2 separate regions of the Homo sapiens genome follow, and region 1 is linked to region 2. The links are chromatin loops, found by intact Hi-C in ENCODE. Cell type or tissue: natural killer cell. All regions are shown on one strand. Links, peaks and the distances in the headings refer to the core of each region. The heading gives the core; the rest is flanking DNA.

What was found. Hi-C counts contacts between places; a loop is a spot of excess contacts. Peaks named below come from ENCODE experiments on the same cell type or tissue, not always from the same donor. Only the 100,000 strongest peaks of a DNase experiment are listed, where the experiment ranks them.
Region 1: it touches region 2 in a loop (2.2-fold over the local background); 12 of 110 quality-filtered maps call a loop at or near these places.

The regions. Positions count from the first base shown.
Region 1 is chr20:10,442,390-10,451,645 of GRCh38, forward strand. The region is part of intron 1 of SLX4IP (SLX4 interacting protein); the gene reads left to right. Among named protein-coding and RNA genes, the nearest start is that of SLX4IP, 12 kb to the left of the region's middle. In natural killer cell, for the core only: no CTCF peak of the experiment used is centred there; a DNase peak (open chromatin) is centred at 4,832; H3K4me3 peaks cover 327 bases.
Region 2 is chr20:10,489,341-10,498,596 of GRCh38, forward strand. The region is part of intron 2 of SLX4IP (SLX4 interacting protein); the gene reads left to right. Among named protein-coding and RNA genes, the nearest start is that of SLX4IP, 59 kb to the left of the region's middle. In natural killer cell, for the core only: no CTCF peak of the experiment used is centred there; no DNase peak of the experiment used is centred there; H3K27ac peaks cover 734 bases.

The sequences.
Region 1 (9,256 bases), core at 335-8,334, 47 kb before region 2:
AAACACACATGTAATCATATTTTTGGTAGGTCATACCCTATCAAAGTCTCCTCTTTGTTAAAGAATGCTTGTTTTCAGGCCTGAGAGAGTGGACTCAAGAATGCACAATAGAAGATGAGGCATCATTTGTAAGTTATAATATACTCTAACTTAGCATACTTATGTAAATTATATACTTTCAGATATTTGGAAAATTGATCTTTTTGGGTTGTCCTACACTTCTTAAAAACAGGCAACAAAATAAAAATGCCACTGAATTTAGACTTGAATTGCCAGCTCTGGTAGCAAAGGCTTTTTAACATTTATTCTGTAAACCTGGTCACTGAGCTTGTTGCATCCTGCTGAAAGCAACTTTGAGGGCCTAGGAAAATAATCATTGAAGATGCATTGTTGCTTTTTGTGTGCGTGTGTGCACACTTGCTTTTTAATGATCAGTAAAAAAAATTTAGAAAAGCCTCAGGATGTTCCTTGATTTAAAACTTAATTAAGATAGAAGCTAATAATATCTTTTCCATTTAAATGAATGTTAAAATGCCAGTATTTTAAAGACAAAGAAATTTATGCACCAAAAACATCATCTTTGTGGTATAAACTTCAACCACACCTCTAATCTGTTGCCCATTATTTTCAATATGAAACACTAGGATCTTCTGGGTATGTGTTTATATGAATTACAACTCTCAGCTTTGGCTGTATGATTATATATAACTGAAGTATTATTTATTTGGTGAAATAGGTCCAGAGTGCTTGACCTCTTTTTTGGAAGGCTTACTGTGGAATTTGGAATTTAGGGACAGTAAAGATACGTTGGATAAATAGGTATAAATCTAAAAAAAAACAAAAACAAAAACAAAAAACCACATTCTGATTTAGTAACATCAATGGACCCAAGTCAGCAAACTTTTAATGCATAACAGTGCCACACCCCAAATATTAAAGAGGAGATGAATGGACCCTGTCCCTGGGAATCTTATAGTCAGGGAGAGGACCAGAGTTAGTTATAATTCAGTGGGCTAAGCGTGAGAGTAGAGGTGGTTCAGGTGTGTCCCAGAGAAGGAGCAATTCACTTGGTTCATAGAAGGCTCCAAGAAACAGGTGGCATCTGAGTTGGGTCTCAGAGGATAACTCAACTCGCTTTAGGAGAGGACATTCCACAGTGCGGCATGCATGGGTGAAGGCAGGGAGAGCTGGAGCTGCATGTTCAAGGACATGTGCCAGGAGTTGGTTATGTGGTGGCATTACAGGTGTGAAGTTGCCTGTGCCATAAGATGGAGGTTTGGGCAGGGGCACTGATATTGTTCGGATTTGTGTTCCTGAGCAAATCTCATGTTGAATTGTAACCCCCAGTGTTGGAGGAGGGGCCTGGTTGAAGGTGATTGTTCATGGGGGCAGATTTCCCACTTGCTGTTCTCAGGATAGTGAGTTCTCTCAAGCTCTGGTTGTTTAAAAGTGTATAGTACCTCTCTCTTCTCTCTCTTCCTCCTGCTCCAGTCATGTAGGATGTGCCTGCCTCCTTTTGCCTTCCACCATGATTGTAAGTCTCCTGAGGCCTCCCCAGCCATGCTTCCTGTAGAGCCTGGAGAACTGCGAGCCAGTTAAACCACTTTTCTTTATAAATTACCCAGTCTCAGGTAGTTCTTTATAGCATTGCAAGAACAGACTAATACAAGCATTGACAAAAGGGCTTCTGATGCTGTGGGAAATCCCAGTGAAGAGTTTTGAATAGGGGACTTATGCTCAGATACCTCTAATGTTGGGTTTGGGGATGGGGAAGTACAAGGATAGAGATTAGAGGTACTTTAAGAGGCTGTAGTTGTAGGGGTCTGGAGCTGCTGGCATCACCATGTGTTTTAGTCTGCCTGTGCTGCCATAACAAAATACCTTAGACTGAGTAATTTATAAACAATAGGAATTTATTGCTCACAGTTCTGGAGAATGGGACGTTTAAGATCAAGGCACCAGCAGATTCACTGTCTGGTGAGGGGTTTCTTTCTTTCTTTTTTTTTGAGCTGGAGTCTCGCTCTGTCACCCAGGCTGGATTGCAGTGGCACAATCTCAGCTCACTGCAACCTCTGCCTCCCGGGTTCAAGTGATTCTCCTGCCTCAGCCTCCTGAGTAGCTGGGATTACAGGTGTGTGCCACCATGCTCAGCTAATTTTTGTATTTTTAGTAGAGGTGGGGTTTCACCATGTTGTTCACGCTGGTCTCGAACTCCTGACCTCGTGATCCGCCCGCCTCAGCCTCCCAAAGTGCTGGGATTACAGACATGAGCCACCGCGCCTGGCCTGGACTTGCTTTCTGCTTCGAAGATGATACCTTCTTGCTGTACCCTCACATAAGGTAGAGAGGCTGGGGAGCTTGTTTGAGCCTTTTTTAAAATAAGGGCACTGGTCCCATTCATGAGGATGGAGCCCTCATTATTTATCACTTTCCAAAGTCCCCACCGTTAATACTATTACACTGGGCATTAGGTTCCAACATATAAATTTGGGGGGATACCAACATGTAGACCATAGCACCATGTTGTGATTTTTCCTTCTCGTGGGAGGCGGATGGGCCCATCCATGACTGTCATCTGTTCCATCCCAGATAACAGGCTGTGTGCATGTAGTAAGGGAAGAGAACATGTGTTCCCCACAGATTCTCCGTCAATTCTTCTGTGTTTAGATATCACAACTAATTGGGTTTTGTAAAAGAATAGTGAGGGACATGCCCCTCAGCTCCCAGAGGATATACAAGTCTCATGGTTGGATGTTGCACAGTGGTTGTCAAGGCCTAAATAACAGAAGGGATGAGAAGCTCTCCTTCCACCCCCTACTGCCTTGCCAGACCTGCAGAGACTTTGTTGGGAGGCAGGGGCACCTTACTCTGGGGACCACCTCTCCCCATTTTTCTGTTGGATTGCTTTTTCTTTTTTCTTTCTTTTTTTTTTTTTTTTTTTTTGAGATGGAGTTTTGCTCTTGTTGCCCAGGCTGGAGTGCAATGGCGCGATCTTGGCTCACTGCAAACTCCACCTCCTAGGTTCAAGCAATTCTCCTGCCTCAGCCTCCCTAGTAGCTGGGATTACAGGTGTGCACCAAGACGCCTGGCTAATTTTTTTAATTTTTAGTAGAGATGGAGTTTCACCATGTTGGCCATGCTGGTCTTGAACTCCTGACCTCATGATCCGCCCGCCTCAGCCTCCCAAAGTGCTGGGATTACAGATGTGAGCCACCATGCCCAGCCGATGAGATTGCCCTTTTTTTTTTTTTTTGAGATGGAGTCTCACTCTGTCACTCAGGCTGGAGTGCAGTGGCGTGATCTCGGCTCACTGCAACCTCCGCCTCCTGAGTTCAAGCGATTCTCCCGCCTCGGCCTCCTGAGTAGCTGGGACTACAGGCACATGCCACTAAGCCCGGCTAATTTTTTGTATTTTTAGTAGAAACAGGGTTTCACCATGTTAGCCAGGCTGGTCTTGAACTCCTGACCTCAGGTGATCTGCCCTACTTGGCCTCTGAAACTGCTGGGATTACAGCCATGAGCCACTGTGCCTGGCTGAGATTGCTTTTTTTTTTTTTTTTTTTTTTTTAACTCAGCCTATTTCCTTAAAATCCATCCAAGTTGCATGTATCAATAGTTTATTCCCTCTGCCTGAGTAATATGCCAGGGTATAAAGGTACTGCAGTTTGTTTAACCATTCACACGTTGAAGGATGTCTGGGTTGTTTCCAGTTTGTGGCTGTTAAGAATAAAGTTACTATGATGGCCGGATGCGGTGGCTCATACCTGTAATCCCAGCACTTTGGGAGGCTGAGGTGGGTGGATCACAAGGTCAGGAGTTCAAGCCCAGCCTGGCCATGATGGTGAAACCCCGTCTCTATTAAAAACATAAAAATTAGCCAGGTGTGGTGGCAGGCACCTGTAATCCCAGCTACTTGGGAGGCTGAGGCAAGAGAATCACTTGAACTCGGAGGGCAGAGGTTGCAGTGAGCCGAAATTGGGCCACTGCACTACAGCCTGGGCAACAGAGTGCGACTCTGTCTCAAAAAAAAAAAAAAAAAAAAAGTTACTATGAACATTTTTGAACAAGTTTTTACGTGAGCCTAAGTTCTCATTTCTCTGGGATAAATTCTGAGGAGAGCAATTTTTGGGTTGTTTAGATTGATAAGAAACTTCCAGTCACTTTTCCTGAGTGGCTGTACCACTTTTACAGTCCCACCAGTGATATATGAGAGATCTATTTTCTCTGCACCCTCACCAGCATTTGGTGTTATTGTTTTTTATTTGTCTTTCTGGTAGATATGTAGTGATATCTCATTGTGGTTTTATTTTACATTTTCCCATGGCTAATGATGTTGAATATCTTTTCATATGCTTTTTTACCATCTGTATATCCTTCTTGGTGAGATATCTGTTTGTCATTTGCCCATTTTCTGATTGGACTGTTGCTTTTTACTATTGAATTTTGAGACTATGTATTCTAGATAGAAATCCTTTGTTAGATATGGATTGCAAATATTTTTCTCCCAGTTTTCTTAGAAAAGTTTTAATTTCAATATGGCCAAAGCTGTCATTCTTTTTCTTTATGGTTTACATTTTCTCTGTCTAGTTAAAAAACTCCTTTATGATTTTGAGTTCATAAAAATATCCTCTGAAAGGTTTTAGTTTCACACCTTTGAGTTTTTAACCCATCTGTAATTGATTTTTGAGTCTTGTATGAGATCGAGTCCAATTTAATTTTTTCTCAAATAGATATGAGCAGTTGTTTGACCACAGTTTATTGAATGAGTCATCTCTTCATTTCACACTAATTTCACAGTGCTGCTCCCAGCATGCATCAGTTTCATAAATGCATGCATTGGTTTCTGGTGTGTGGAGTCTGCCCCCTCTGCCTGTTTGTCTGCCCGTTTGCCAGTACGTTAGTTTTTTTACCTTGCATTGTAGCAGTTTTGCAAGCCCCATCTTTTGTTTTTTTCTTCCTTTTCTAGAAGTGTCTTGATCTTTTTTAGTCTTTCTCAGTTTCCCTGTTCAAGTTTGTGTTTGGAGTTGCATTAAATTAGTAGATCAGTCAGAGGATGTCTCGTATATATTTTTTTCATTTTATTCCTAGATACTTTTTATTTGTGGGATGCTAGTTTAAATGATATTTTAAGTTCTACATTTTCTACTTGTTGCAAAGAAGTTGTTTCTACTGGTTCATCATTAAGCATTTTGTTACATTTTTGTAGATGCTTTTTTTAGATTAAGAAATTCCTTTGTATTCATAGATTTCTAATGTTACCTTTTTATTTTTTTCTGCTTCTACTGAAATGTTTATGTGCCTTTTTTCTTCTTTAGTTTTTGTTTTTGTGTTTTGAGACAGGGTCTCTGTCACCCAGGCTGGAGTGCAGTGGCATAAACATGGCTCACTGCAGCCTTGAACTCCTGGGCTCAAGTGATCCTCCTGCCTCAGTTTCCCATGTAGCTGGGACCACAGGTGGGGGCTCCACACCTGGCTGATTTTTTTTTTTTTTTTTTTTTAGAGATAGGGTCTCACTTTGTTGCCTAGGCTGGTCTCGAACTCCTGGGCTCAAGCAGTCCTCCTGCCTCAGCCTCCCAAAGTCCTGAGATTACAGGTGTGAGCCACTGAACCCGGCCTCTACTTCAGTTTTTTAATGTGATGATTTCTGTAGTGTTTAGCTAACCTTGCACTCCTCAGATACCTCACTTGATTCTGATGTTTGTTTGTTTTTAAGTAGGTTTGCTAGATTAAAATTGCTTTTAGATTATTGCTTCTATGTTCACTCATAGAATTGACTGATTTTTCATTCTTTTACTGCCTTTGTCTGGTTTTGCTATCAGTACTCCATAAAATGAGCGGTGGGATGATTTCCTTCTTACTCTTTTCTCTGGAAGAATTTGTATACTGGCATTATTTGAACCCTGAACTACTGTTGATTTTTGGATTCTAGAGGTTTAGAAATGGAATAGACTATAGTGGTCAACCTTTCCAACTCCACTGTTTTTTTGAGGTGGGAAGAATTAAATGCTGAGGCTTAAATCCAAGGGACACTTTGCACTGTACCATGACCCGGTGATTTCATCATTATAGAAACCCTAATCCTGAAGTAGAGGTAATAGTCATTTTATTATGTAAAACAGATGGCTCAAAGCCTTCGCACACTGAAGTCCATGCAAATCCATGTAAGAGTGGCTTGGAAAACATCACATTAGCCTTAGTCTCTTAGTTTTCTAGGCCCATCTGATTAAGATTAAGAATGGAGTTAAGAAAGGGACTCAGGCACTCTGACAGCTCTGGGATCACCTGCGAGAGCAGGCAGACGACCCCGCTGGCCTACTGTTGAGCAGCTTTGAGTAGGAGCTAGCAGCTCACAGGGGCAGTGATGTGTTTATTGCTCAGTGTGATGATAACTTTAATTGGGAATATCAGATAAATATTCAATATATGGTATTTTTATGAACATTAATAAAGATTCAGTATATTTTTGGAAAATTTCCCTAAAAACAGAAAAAAAATAAAAAGGTTATATGCATAAGTGACTCAGCACCAATTATCTGGAACATTTTTTTCACCCAGCAGGCTTTTCTTGAGTACCCTCTAGTGTTAGGCATTGCTCTGAGGGCTGCTCACATATGAGTGTGTACTCCTTCCACCATGGATAAGTATGATTTTACCATATTTGGAACTTAGCAGATTGGCTCAGTTCATTTCAGATTTCAATTCACCGTTTAATTCATCCCCAGCACATGCCTAGTGCTGTCATAAACCAAAGAAAAGATGGTTTCTTTATCTGAAATGACTTTAGCAAATATGCAAGCTCAAGGTCTATGCAACCGACTTTCCAGATGTGTTATGGGCTTTATCTTGGTAGAATTCATTTATTTATATTTTGTCTATGAAGGGTGCCATATTATGTAGCATAGTGATAAATTAATTCAAACTTCATTTTCATTAACTATAGAGTTTCTTTCTTTCTTTGATTAACAGGAGAGGACCACTACACATGTAGCTTCATTTGAGGTCATACTCTGTGTTGGGAACTTGGACCTTGGCGTGAGGCAGAGGGAAGAAGGTCACACCTACCCTGACAGCCCAATTAGTCACTGACTTTGGCAATTCTACAGGTGACAGATGGTGCTAGTTTGCCCTCAGTGGACCTGACAAGACTCTATCTAGCGCTTGGTTAGGCCATCAGCTGTGAGATGCTGGCCTGGTCCCATAAGTTCTCATTAGGGGAATAGATGGCAAGGCTGGGAGTAGAGGGTCTGTAAGATCTATTTTAGCCCTAAAATTGTGACTTTTTGAATTTCCAAACATTGTGGAAACAAGTGAAAAAGTTACATAACTTGAGGCAGAGTGTGTTATGATATTAAAAACAGACTAAAATATTCAGAATATAGATTTCATTCTTCCCAGGTAGCCTATTTTACATTGTCAGACCATATTATTTTATATAAAAAATACATGCTTTTCAGTTCCAGATCCCTAGAGATCATTTTTTTGATATTGGACTTTGATGATACTCTTTGAAAAATTCAGAATCTACATCGTAAATGTAGCTGTTCTTGTTTTATTGATAAAAGTAAAAAAAAAAACCCACAAAAACAAAACCTTATTGTGAGTTGAAAATGTGAAAATGTAACTGTATTAGTAATATTAGCCATCACAGTAACCTCACTGTAATATGGCTCATTTATGATCTATCCAAGGCAGATATGATGTGAAAGCCTTGCCTTGGCCTTCCACGTGGTCTATCTGTCCTTCAGGAAAAAAAGTACATATGGGAAAACTGGTGTGTAATTAAAAAATAATTGGATCACACATTTTTTTTACCTGTGATGGTTACTTATTGACAAAACTGTCCCCTTTTTCCTGGTTCCATGTCTAGCTGATGCACTTGAGTATTCTTTTTAAGTACCCTCATTTAGGGACTTCCTTAATTCTTAGCAAGATTATTCAAGCCTGATTTAATGTATTTAAGGTGACTGATTTTATGTTTATTAGACAAAAATAATGTAATTTTAAAAAATTCATATAAAGTTTTCAGGACAACCTTTATATACATTGTTTTTAAACATGTGCCTGATTTCCCAGGAACTTACTTTTTTTCCACTTACACTTGCGTCTAAATGGGCTTGCTAAGATAAACTTCATTAAATATTTTTCTAAGTCATGTGCATTATGTTATTTAGAGAATGGAAATGAATACTTAACATGACTTAGGGTTTGGATAAAGATATTTTTGTCCATTTAAAAAATTAGGATCTCATCACATAGGAGGCAAACATTAAAACATTAAAAATTAAAACCAAAGGGTACCAATTTCTAAAAAATCACTGTTGACTGAGTAATAATAATTATCAATACTCATCGAAGGCCTAGTGGTTTTTTTGTTTGTTTTGAGACGGAGTCTCGCTCTGTCGCCCAGGCTGGAGGACAATGGTGCGATCTCGGCTCACTGCAAGCTCCGCCTCCCGGGTTCACGCCATTCTCCTGCCTCAGCCTCCTGAGTAGCTGGGACTACAGGCGCCCGCCACTACGCCCGGGTAATTTTTTTGGGTTTTTAGTAGAGACGGGGTTTCACCGTGTTAGCCAGGATGGTCTCGATCTCCTGACCTCTTGATCCGCCTGCCTCGGCCTCCCAAAGTGCTGGGATTACAGGCGTGAGCCACCGTGCCCGGCAGGCCTAGTGTTTTTGTATGTCATTTTATTTAGTCCTTTCAATAATTTTGAGTTAGGTATTATTACTCTTATTTTAGAAATAAAATATTCAGGATACAGAAATAAGTGCCCTTCTTATTTATTTTTTTGAGACAGAGTATCACTCTGTCACCCAGGCTGGAGTGCAGTAGCGTAATCTCGGCTCACTGCAATTTGCGCCTGCCAGGTTCAGGCGATTCTCCTGCCTCAGCCTTGCGAGTAGCTGGGATTACAGGCGCCCACCACCATGCCTGCCTAACTTTTGTATTTTTAGTAGAGATGGGGTTTCACCATGTTGGCCAGGCTGGTCTCGAACTTTGACCCCAAGTGATCCACGTGCGTTGGCCTCCCAAAGTGTTGGGATTACAGGTGTGAACCACCGCGCCTGGCCGTGTTTTTCTTGTTTAAAAAAAGGCTCTCAAACTGCGCTGTCCATAATGGTGGCTACCTACAAGTGTCTATTGAGCACCTGACACATGACCAGTCCAAATTGAGATGTCCTAGAAATATAACCAATTTCAAAGTCTTGGTTAAAACAACAAGCATGTAAACATTTTTATATAGCTCACATGTTGAA
Region 2 (9,256 bases), core at 777-8,776:
TTCCCTACAAAATGGGCAGCTGAAACCCACAAGATACATTTTAAATAATACCACCTAAGGCCTTCTCTTTAGATTTTATTTTTCTCTTGCTTTTCCTTTAGTTCCTAAGTTATAGTGGATAATTTTTTTTAATGGGCCTTAAACTTGCCATTTGACTCAAAGTATAGAGAGGAAATCTTTAAAACAAGATGTATGAAATGTTTGATACCATTTGCCCTTCTGTCTAAGGCTCTCTTCCTAATTTCCCCAGAACCCTTTTATACCTTCTTGCTCTGTAAAAATATTCCCTCTCCTCAACGTGCTAGCACAAGAGTAAGGGGTCAGGTTAGGCTTAGGGATAGAATTTAGAAGGGGAGTGGGATTACCCATGGTGACATGTGTCTGGATGGGCCTCAATGGCTTCTATTTCCTTTGTACTCCTCAGTGAGAGGGAAAGGGAAATGGTTAACATGAGGACAGTTTCTCTGAATTCAGCTAAGTTAAGATAGTGGTATTATTCACACATTTAATGAAGCTTACTTGGTTCTTTAAGAATTACCGAGTTATCTTCTGAAGGTGTTTTAACACATGCAAATGTTTAAATCTGGTCTCTGATTTAAATTTTCTTCTGCACTTAACTCTACCCCACCCATACATCTTTCATAGGTAAAAACAGGGAAGGGCCAAAAAAGTTCTTAGTGTTAATATCTAATTCTAAGGAGGCCATGATGAATCACCTGTATGGATTATGAATGACACACCTTGGAAAAACTCTATCACCATGAAAGGCCTTAAAAAAGAATCCCTATCATGCAAACCTAAAGAACATGTTTCAAAAGGAGATATTTTTAGTATTTAAAGTAGTGGAAATTTCTTTTTTTTTTAGACTAAAACTAACTTTGGATAAGTCCATGTATAAAATTCTTTATGAGTATTTATAATATCATTTTGTTTATGAATAAAATATAATAATTAAAATATTCCATTTCCGGGTCTGTCCCAGAATCCTCCTTCATGCTGGTTCTGTCTCCTCAGTGGCTTAGAGCAGTGGTAACAAAGATGTTCAGCTTAATTTGGGTCCGTGTGTCTTCCTGTAACATCTTTCTATAGTGTGAAATGTGGGTTAAAAATAAGTCATCCCCTCCCACCCCCTGCTTTAGATTAAGATTCACAGTCTCATAGAACCTTCTGACCTCACATTGAGACTGGTCACTCAGTTAGTTTGTGAATTTTCCTGACTCTACTTCCTGCTCTTTTTTTGGGTAACCTATTGTTTTGGCATTTTATTTCTTTGTGCCTTTTCCAGAGGATCCAGAAAGAATGGAGAGACTTGAAACCCAACCCATCTGTGTTGCTGTTAGTTAATAGAGGTTGAAAAGATTTGGTAGGTCTGCAGTTTGAAATTATTGGCCATATAGTGACTTACAGTGTTTTTTTCACCATTGTTTTGTGGTTTATTTGAGAGTCTCTGTCCATTCTCCTTCTCCCTGTGAACATGGCTTCTGGTGGTGAGAGCCAGTTTGCATTCATTCTTTGATGTGAATGCTCTGATTCAGTAGCTCTCAACTTGTTTTCTGCTACAACACAGATGGCTTTCACATGCCTCACACCCTCACAGGGGGGTATCCAGGGTTATGCAAAATTGAAGCAAGCTACTTGTAATTCCACCCCTCTCTTCCCCATTCAGGATAGTCCAGGAGAAAGCAAACAAGAGAGTGGTTTTGTCACGTTGCTGTCAGTAGGCTCCACTTTAAAAAAAAACACAGGTTGTTACACACTTTGGTACTTGCCTCTTGTCTTGCTTTGTCACTTGCAGATGTAATTCTTTAAAATAATTTGTGTTTTAAATACTTAATAAAATGGCTAATCGCATAAGGAACACCCTTGTACTTATTTCGCAGTTTAAACATTTCATCACATTTTGCCAAACATAATACCCATCAACTCTTCTTAAAGGAAATGAAGAAATTAATGCCTTTATATTTTCTCCTATTTCTCCCTCAACTCCCCTGTTTTTTTCTCATATTCTTACTTTGTGCAGCCAAGTAATCATATTCATGATTCTCAGCTCTAACGTTCTTCAGAGCTTTCGGACCTTGCTCCTTTGTCTTCTCCATGAACCAGTGTGGAGAAGCATTAAAGTCATCTCAGGTTTCCCCCATTTCAACTCAATTTTGCTGTCTGCACAACTAGAGAATGTTCAAGTTCCAGAACCTAACCATCTTTTTAGCAATTATGCTTATCACTTTTCCCCAAAGCATGGTGCATCTTTTACATCTGAAGATTACTTTCTTTTTTAATTCCAAAAGTGATTCTCTTATTAAATCTTTAAACTTATGTGTTATGTAATAATTTGATACATATTGAATAATATTTATCATGTTTATGGAAACTATGAGGCATAATTATTTCAAAAGAATTCAAGAACTCATTGTTCAACGTAATAGTATCTACTGGTATCATTGGGTTAAAAAATTGTAAATATATTTTAATACCCGTGTATGTCTCCTCAACCTATAAACTCCTCACTTACCCCAGAAGTAACAGTTTTCCTGAATTTGGTATGTTTTATTTCTATATACATTTTCCTGCCTTTTCTACAAGCAAATGTGCTCATAAACAACATTTGGTATTGATTTGCACATTTTCAAAGTTAGTATAAATGGTACATGCTGTGCATAGTATTAGGCAGTCTGCTTTTACTACTCATTGTTATGTTGGCTGTGGATACATGTAGCTTTAGTGAAGGATCTGCTACATAGTTTTCCTTTTTATAACTCTATGCCATTTATTTACCCGTTTCTGCTGAATGTTTAAGTTTTCCCTAATTTTGTGCTATTCCCAACAGTTTGTGATGAATGTTCTTGGGTGTGTGAATAGGGAGAAGGTGCACAGAAATACTGGCTGCTGTAGGGGATGTGTCCTGGAGTGGGATTGCAGAACTACAGAACATGACTCAGGCTCAGCCTCAGCCTCACTGGACAGTGTAAATTACTCTCCACAGTAGTTGCGTCAGTTTCCCCTCCCACCAGCCATATGAGAATTTCCTTTTCTTCATATCTTTGGGAATTCTTGGTATTGCTAGAATTTTTACTTTTTCCAATCTTATGGGTGTGAAGTGATATCTTACTGTTTATTTTTATTTCTTTTGTTGATACCTGGTTCATATCTTTTACTCATTTTTCTGCAGGACTGTTTGTTGTTATCTTTTGACATAACTGCTATCTATATAGTGATCTTTTGTCATTTATATTTGTTATAAATACTAATCTGTGACTTGTCTTTTTACTTTGTCTCCAGTGTCTTTGTTGAAAAGAAGTTTTAAATTCTAATATGGACTGATATATCAGTCTTTTATGGTTTGTACTTTTTAGGTCTGCTTGAAAGTATCTTTCCAACCAAAATGTATCTAATATATTCTTCAAAAATTTTAGGTTTTTGAAAATATTTAGTTCTTTAATTCATCTGGTATAGTTTTTACTTCCCAATGGATAATTAGTTATCTCAGAACAGCTTATCCTTTCCCCGTTGAAGTGTAATGTTCCTCTGTCATATAGTATGATTCTAAATAGACATATTTTTTATGTACACATTATCATTTGTCTCTTTCTATGCTAATACCAACTGTTTTGATTACTGTAACATTATCACAAGTCTTTTTTTTTTAAGAGATGGGGTCTTGCTATGTTGGCCAGGCTGGTCTCAAACTCCTGGCCTCAAGCAGTCCTCCTGCCTTGGCCTCCCACAGTGCTGTGATTGCAAGTGTGAGCCACTGCCCCTGGTGGTATGTCTTTTCATCTAGCAGAACAAATCTTTCTACTTTTTTCTTTTTCAACATTGCCTTGGCTACTCTGTGACCTTTGATCTTCCTTAAACATTTGGGATTTTGATTTAAGTAATATTGAGTTCGTAGATTAATTGGGGAGCATTGCAGTCTTATGATTCTGAGTCTTGTCTTTGAACTAGGTCCATAGAGGCCTTAAATAAGATTTTTTATTAGGTCTGTTTCCAGGCATTTTTTTCGTTGTTGCTACTATAAATTGGATATTTTATTCTATTACATTTTATAATAGATTATCACAGGATTTAGGACAATTATTCATTTTTTAGATTGATGTTGAAACCACCAACCATATCGAACTCCCATATTTTAATAGTTTTTCCAAGATTCTTTTGAATATTTTATGTATAGTCAACATCTACAGATAAGGTAACTTTTGTCTCTTTCATTAAGTTCTTTTTTTTCAGCCCTTTTAAATGCATGAACATTCAATTCTTATATATCCATTTTCTATTTCTTGAATTATTGCATTGCCTAGGACCAATGCAATGTGAATAGAAGATGTAGTGGTTATTCCTGTCTTGTGCCTGACTTTAATGGAAATAATTTTAAAGCCTTACTATTAAGAGCAATGTCTGCGTCAGGCTTTGATACATAACACATTTTAGATGAAAAATGTTTCCTACTGGTCTACTTTGCAACTATGTTGTCTTGAAAATGAGTGTTAAACTTTACTGAAGTGTTTTTTTTATAGTTGCCTTTTTTTTTTTTTTTTTTTTTTGAGTCAGGGTCTTACTGTGTTACCCAGACTGGTCTCAAACCTTTGGCCTCAAGTGATCCTCCTGCTTTGGCCTCCCAAAGTTCTGGGATTACAGGAATGAGCCACCACACCTGGACTTGAAGACTTTTTAAGAGCATTTATTGAGATGATCGTATTTTATCCTTTAATATCTCAATACGGCATTTAGTAGATGTGTTGATCTTACAATTCCTGGGATAAACTCTGCTTTGCTTTGACAGTATAATTTAGCATTATTGAAACTTTTTATGAATGAGCTTTCTTTTTTTGTTGTTGTTGACTTTGTTACTAATCTCGTTAAATGATGGATCACCCCTTTAAAAGTATTCTGTAATAGTTTGTAATTATCCATTTTTTGAAGACTTCATAAAACTCTCTCGTGAAACTGCCTGGGCCTGTGGTTCTAGGGCGGAGGATGGAAATAAAGCTTTTTGATTATTTAAGATTATTATTATTTATATTACTGTTATAATATCATTATTATATTTATATTATTATAAGTTTCTTTAATGCTTATTGGTTTGTATACAATATAATGCTTTTGAGTCTGTTATTAATATTTTTCTAGAAAAAGTTATTTCATCTGTTTTTAGATATATTGACATAGAATTGAGTTATAGTTTTCTCTTTTAATTAAATAAAACTCTGTATTTAACATTATCCTCCTTTTTATCCAATATTGTTTATTTGTGCTAGACGTTTGCCTGCTTAGTTTTTCTGGTGAGCCAGAATTTGGTTTTGTTAATATTTGCTGTTTTTCTTATTTTCTGCTTAATTTCTACTTTCTTCCTTTTACCCTCTTGCTTTTTCCCTTCTTCCTCCTATCTCCCCCTGGCCCTACTCCCACTTTGTCTTTCTGTCTCCTCCTCTTTCTTTAGTTTACTCTATTTTAGGCTGAATTGATTTTGATTCCTTCTTCTGTCTTAGAAAGTACATATAATAGAGTTTGTGGAGTGATGGAGAGATGGCCATCAAGGGGTACAAAGTTTCAGTTAGGAGAAATAAGTTCTTGATGTGTTGTACCTCATGGTGACTATAGTTATTAATAATGTATATTTCAAAATTGTGAAGACTAAATTTCAAATGTCTCACCACAAAAAAAGACAAGTGAGATGATAGATATGTTAATTAGCTTGTTTAATCATTCCACATTTTTCCCATTTATCAAAACATCACATTGTACTGAATAAATACATACAATTTTTATTCATCGATTAAAAATAATGAAAATACGTATATGACTGTAAAATATATCTAAGAGTCACTTTAACTGCATGTTACAGGTTTTGAGATATAGTACTCTCAACATTATTAATTTCTAAGTATTTTGTGATTGTCATTGTCATTTTCTCCTTACTGTCTGATTTTTTTAAGATTGCATATTAAATTTCTCAAATACCTTTTGAGAATATTTTCTATTGTCAGTTTCTAATTTAACTGCCCACATTATGGCTAGAGGATGTGGTCTGTGTGATAACCATTGTTGGAAATTTGTTGAGACTTCCTTTCTGATCTGGTACATGGTCGGGGTTTTGTAAATGTTTAAAGTATAATTAAAAAGAATTCGTAGTCCAGATTTATTAAATGTAAGATTCTATTAAATAATCAGATAAGTTAATTTCACTATTTATTAATGTTTTTGCTTAAATATTTTGCCTGGTTTTTCAGCTTCTCACTATAGTAATAGATTCGTCACATTTTCCTTATATCTTGTCAGTTTTTGCTTTATGTATGTTGAAGCTGCACTGCTAAGTATAAACAAGTTCATGATTATTCTATCATCCTCATAGATTTTTCTATGTATATTGTTAGGTATCCATCTTTAGTAATTCTGATGGTTTTCCTTTAAGATTCTGTTTTGTCTGCTATTAATATTTCAGTATTAACATTTCTTCACCTGTTTTTCTTTTGGTTAAAATTTGTAAAACATTTACTTTTCAAGCCCTTTCTGTGCATTCTCTCTGATAAGTGGCAAATAGCTGGGTTTTTTTTTGTTGTTGTTATTATTTGGTTGATTTTTAATTTTGTTTCATTTTTGGTTAAATTTTTAAAGACATTTGCTTTTTCAGCCCTTTTTGTGCATCTTCTCTGGTAAGTAGCAAATAGCTGGGTTGTTTCTTGTTGTTGTTTGGTTGATTTTTTTTTTCTGCACCTATTCATTGGTTCCATTTATTGCAAATATTAATGTATTTGGACTTATTTCTACTACATTATATTTTTTGCTTGCCATTCTTTTTCTTTTTAAATTATTTTATTTTTGTAATTGATACACAGTGCTTATGCATGTGTCTGGGATACATGTGATATTTATTACGTGCATAGAATGTGTAATGATCAAGTCAGGGTATCCATCACCCGAGCATTGATCATTTCTACGTGTTGGCAACATTTCAGGTCTCCTAGCTAGCCCTTTATTTTGTGTCTTCTTTTTCCTATTCCTGTCTTCTGCTTAATTCATCATACACAGTAATTCTCTTCTTTTAGAGTTTGCTCATAATTCTTTTTACTACTAAAGTTATACTCAATGCAAGTAGCAGAAAACCCAATTAGAGAGTCACAAACAAATAGGAGTTATTTTTCTTGCACGAAACAAAACCTAGAGGTGGACCTACCATCAGGGACCCAGGTTTTTCTATCTTTTGCTTTATCATCCCATAACTTGGGGGCTTTTCCTCATTCTTATAGCTTTATGGCTGCAGGCTGGCAGCTGCACTTCCTCACATCCATGTACTACTAGGCAGGAGGGAATTGGGAAAGGCCAAATGGACAAAAAAAAAAGGCGTGCTCACTGAGGAGTTTTCTTTTTGTCAGAAAAGCAAAGACTTCTGGGAGTAGCACCCAAGGGGCTTTTGTTGTTGGCTAGAACTGTGCCAGGTAGCCTTCTATAGCTGGAAGGAAGCCAGGAAGAAATTAAGAATGGGGCTTGGGGTCATATCATCTACAGTATCTCTCATGGATTTCATTCTAACATTTTTCAGCAAATTCTAAAGTCATTCAGTATTTCTATCCTTTTTCCATATGTGACCTAGACTTAGCACATTTTGTTTAAACATTGAACAACTTTCACAGTGTTTTCTTAATATAAAATGAATTGGTTATTAATATTTTTTCAATCAGAAGTTAAGTGTATGTATCTATGTGTGTGTGTTTCTTTTCTTTTTTGTTTTTAATCAGTATCTGGCGTCACTATTGTTTCAGGTATCCCATGCATTTTCTCCCAGTGATAAACATTTAATAGTTCTTTTAATGAGGGACTGTGGGAGTCTGTCCCTCATTGATTGATTGATACTTAGTTTTTCAATGTCAGAAATTACTTTGCATTGAATCTTGGATGGCAGTTTATTTTACATGAGTATGAAATTTTAGGTCAACAGATATTTTCTGTGAATATTTTGAAGGCACTCTTCCATTTTCTGTAGATGAGACATCTGCCATTAGATTTTGTGATAACTTTTAAATTTTACAACTTTAAAAAAATCCCTGATACTTTATGCTTTCACTATAGTGTCTAGATGTGGATTTATCTTTTTTGCTTTGTACTCAAAGGTGTTTTCATCTGAGGAATCATTTCCTCAATTTTGGCAGTCTCTAGTATACCCTCTTCAAATATGGTTTTCTACTATTCTCTTTGCTTTCTTTTTTCGGAAACTTTATTTCTGCCCTATTACTTGTGTTTATCATTTTTTCATATCGGTTTCCTATCAGCATTATCTCTTTCTGTATTATAATTTCTTACTCATTTTAATGAAATGATGTTTTTATTTCTTTAAACTTCTTAAATGTACTTGTTTAGAATTCAAATAGACTGTTCCAGAAATTATTTTTCTGGTTATTGACTTTGTTGGTCACTTTTCTTAATATTAGAATTCTTCATATACTTTGGAATTTTGGTTTGGAGGCTCATTTTGAGTAGGCTGCTGCTTCTTCCTTTAAAAAAATTTTTTTTGGTGTTAATTTTTCCTCTGTTGCCCTTTGTATGCAATCCTTCCACCAATCTTGCTTTTTCTAAAAAATGGCCTCTTCTCACTGAGAACCAGCTTTCTCTTCTCTCTACTCCTTCACCATGGAGTCTAGAGCCAAGTCATAGAGCATATTATCAGTTCCATGACTCACTTTTTTTCATGTTTTAAAATCTTTCAGATTGGGATACATCTATAATTCATGGATATATCATTTTAACTGGCAATATTTTTTCTTAGTGGTACATAGCAATATTCTTCCTTAACAATTATTGGCATCCTAGATTTGATGACATAGGTAATATAATTTCAGATCATCTGTCTTGCAGTGAATTAGATATTGTTAATCTATTAGCTGAGCCAGTGGGCAGCTCTGTTCAGTTCCTGAGGCTGTGTTTGTGTTTTCCTGCCTCCCTGTGTTTACAGCTTCCTATCATGCCAGTGCCCTAGGTCAATCTGTTAGCAGAAGTTTTCCTCTGGCGAGTCCTTCTCCATCCCACCCAGTGTGGCCTCAGGGGTTATCTCTCCCATTACTCTGCAGAATGGAACTTCCCACTGCCCCTGCCAGGTCTGTGGTATCTACCCTGCCTCCTGTGCCCCTGCCAGTTCTGTGGTATCTACCCTGCCTCCTGCTTATTTCAGGTCCATTTCTGTCTCATGAAATGGTTATCTCAGTTTTGAAGTGTCTTAACACTGTAATATTTTGTGGATGGTTTTAAGGAAATTGATCATTGCCAT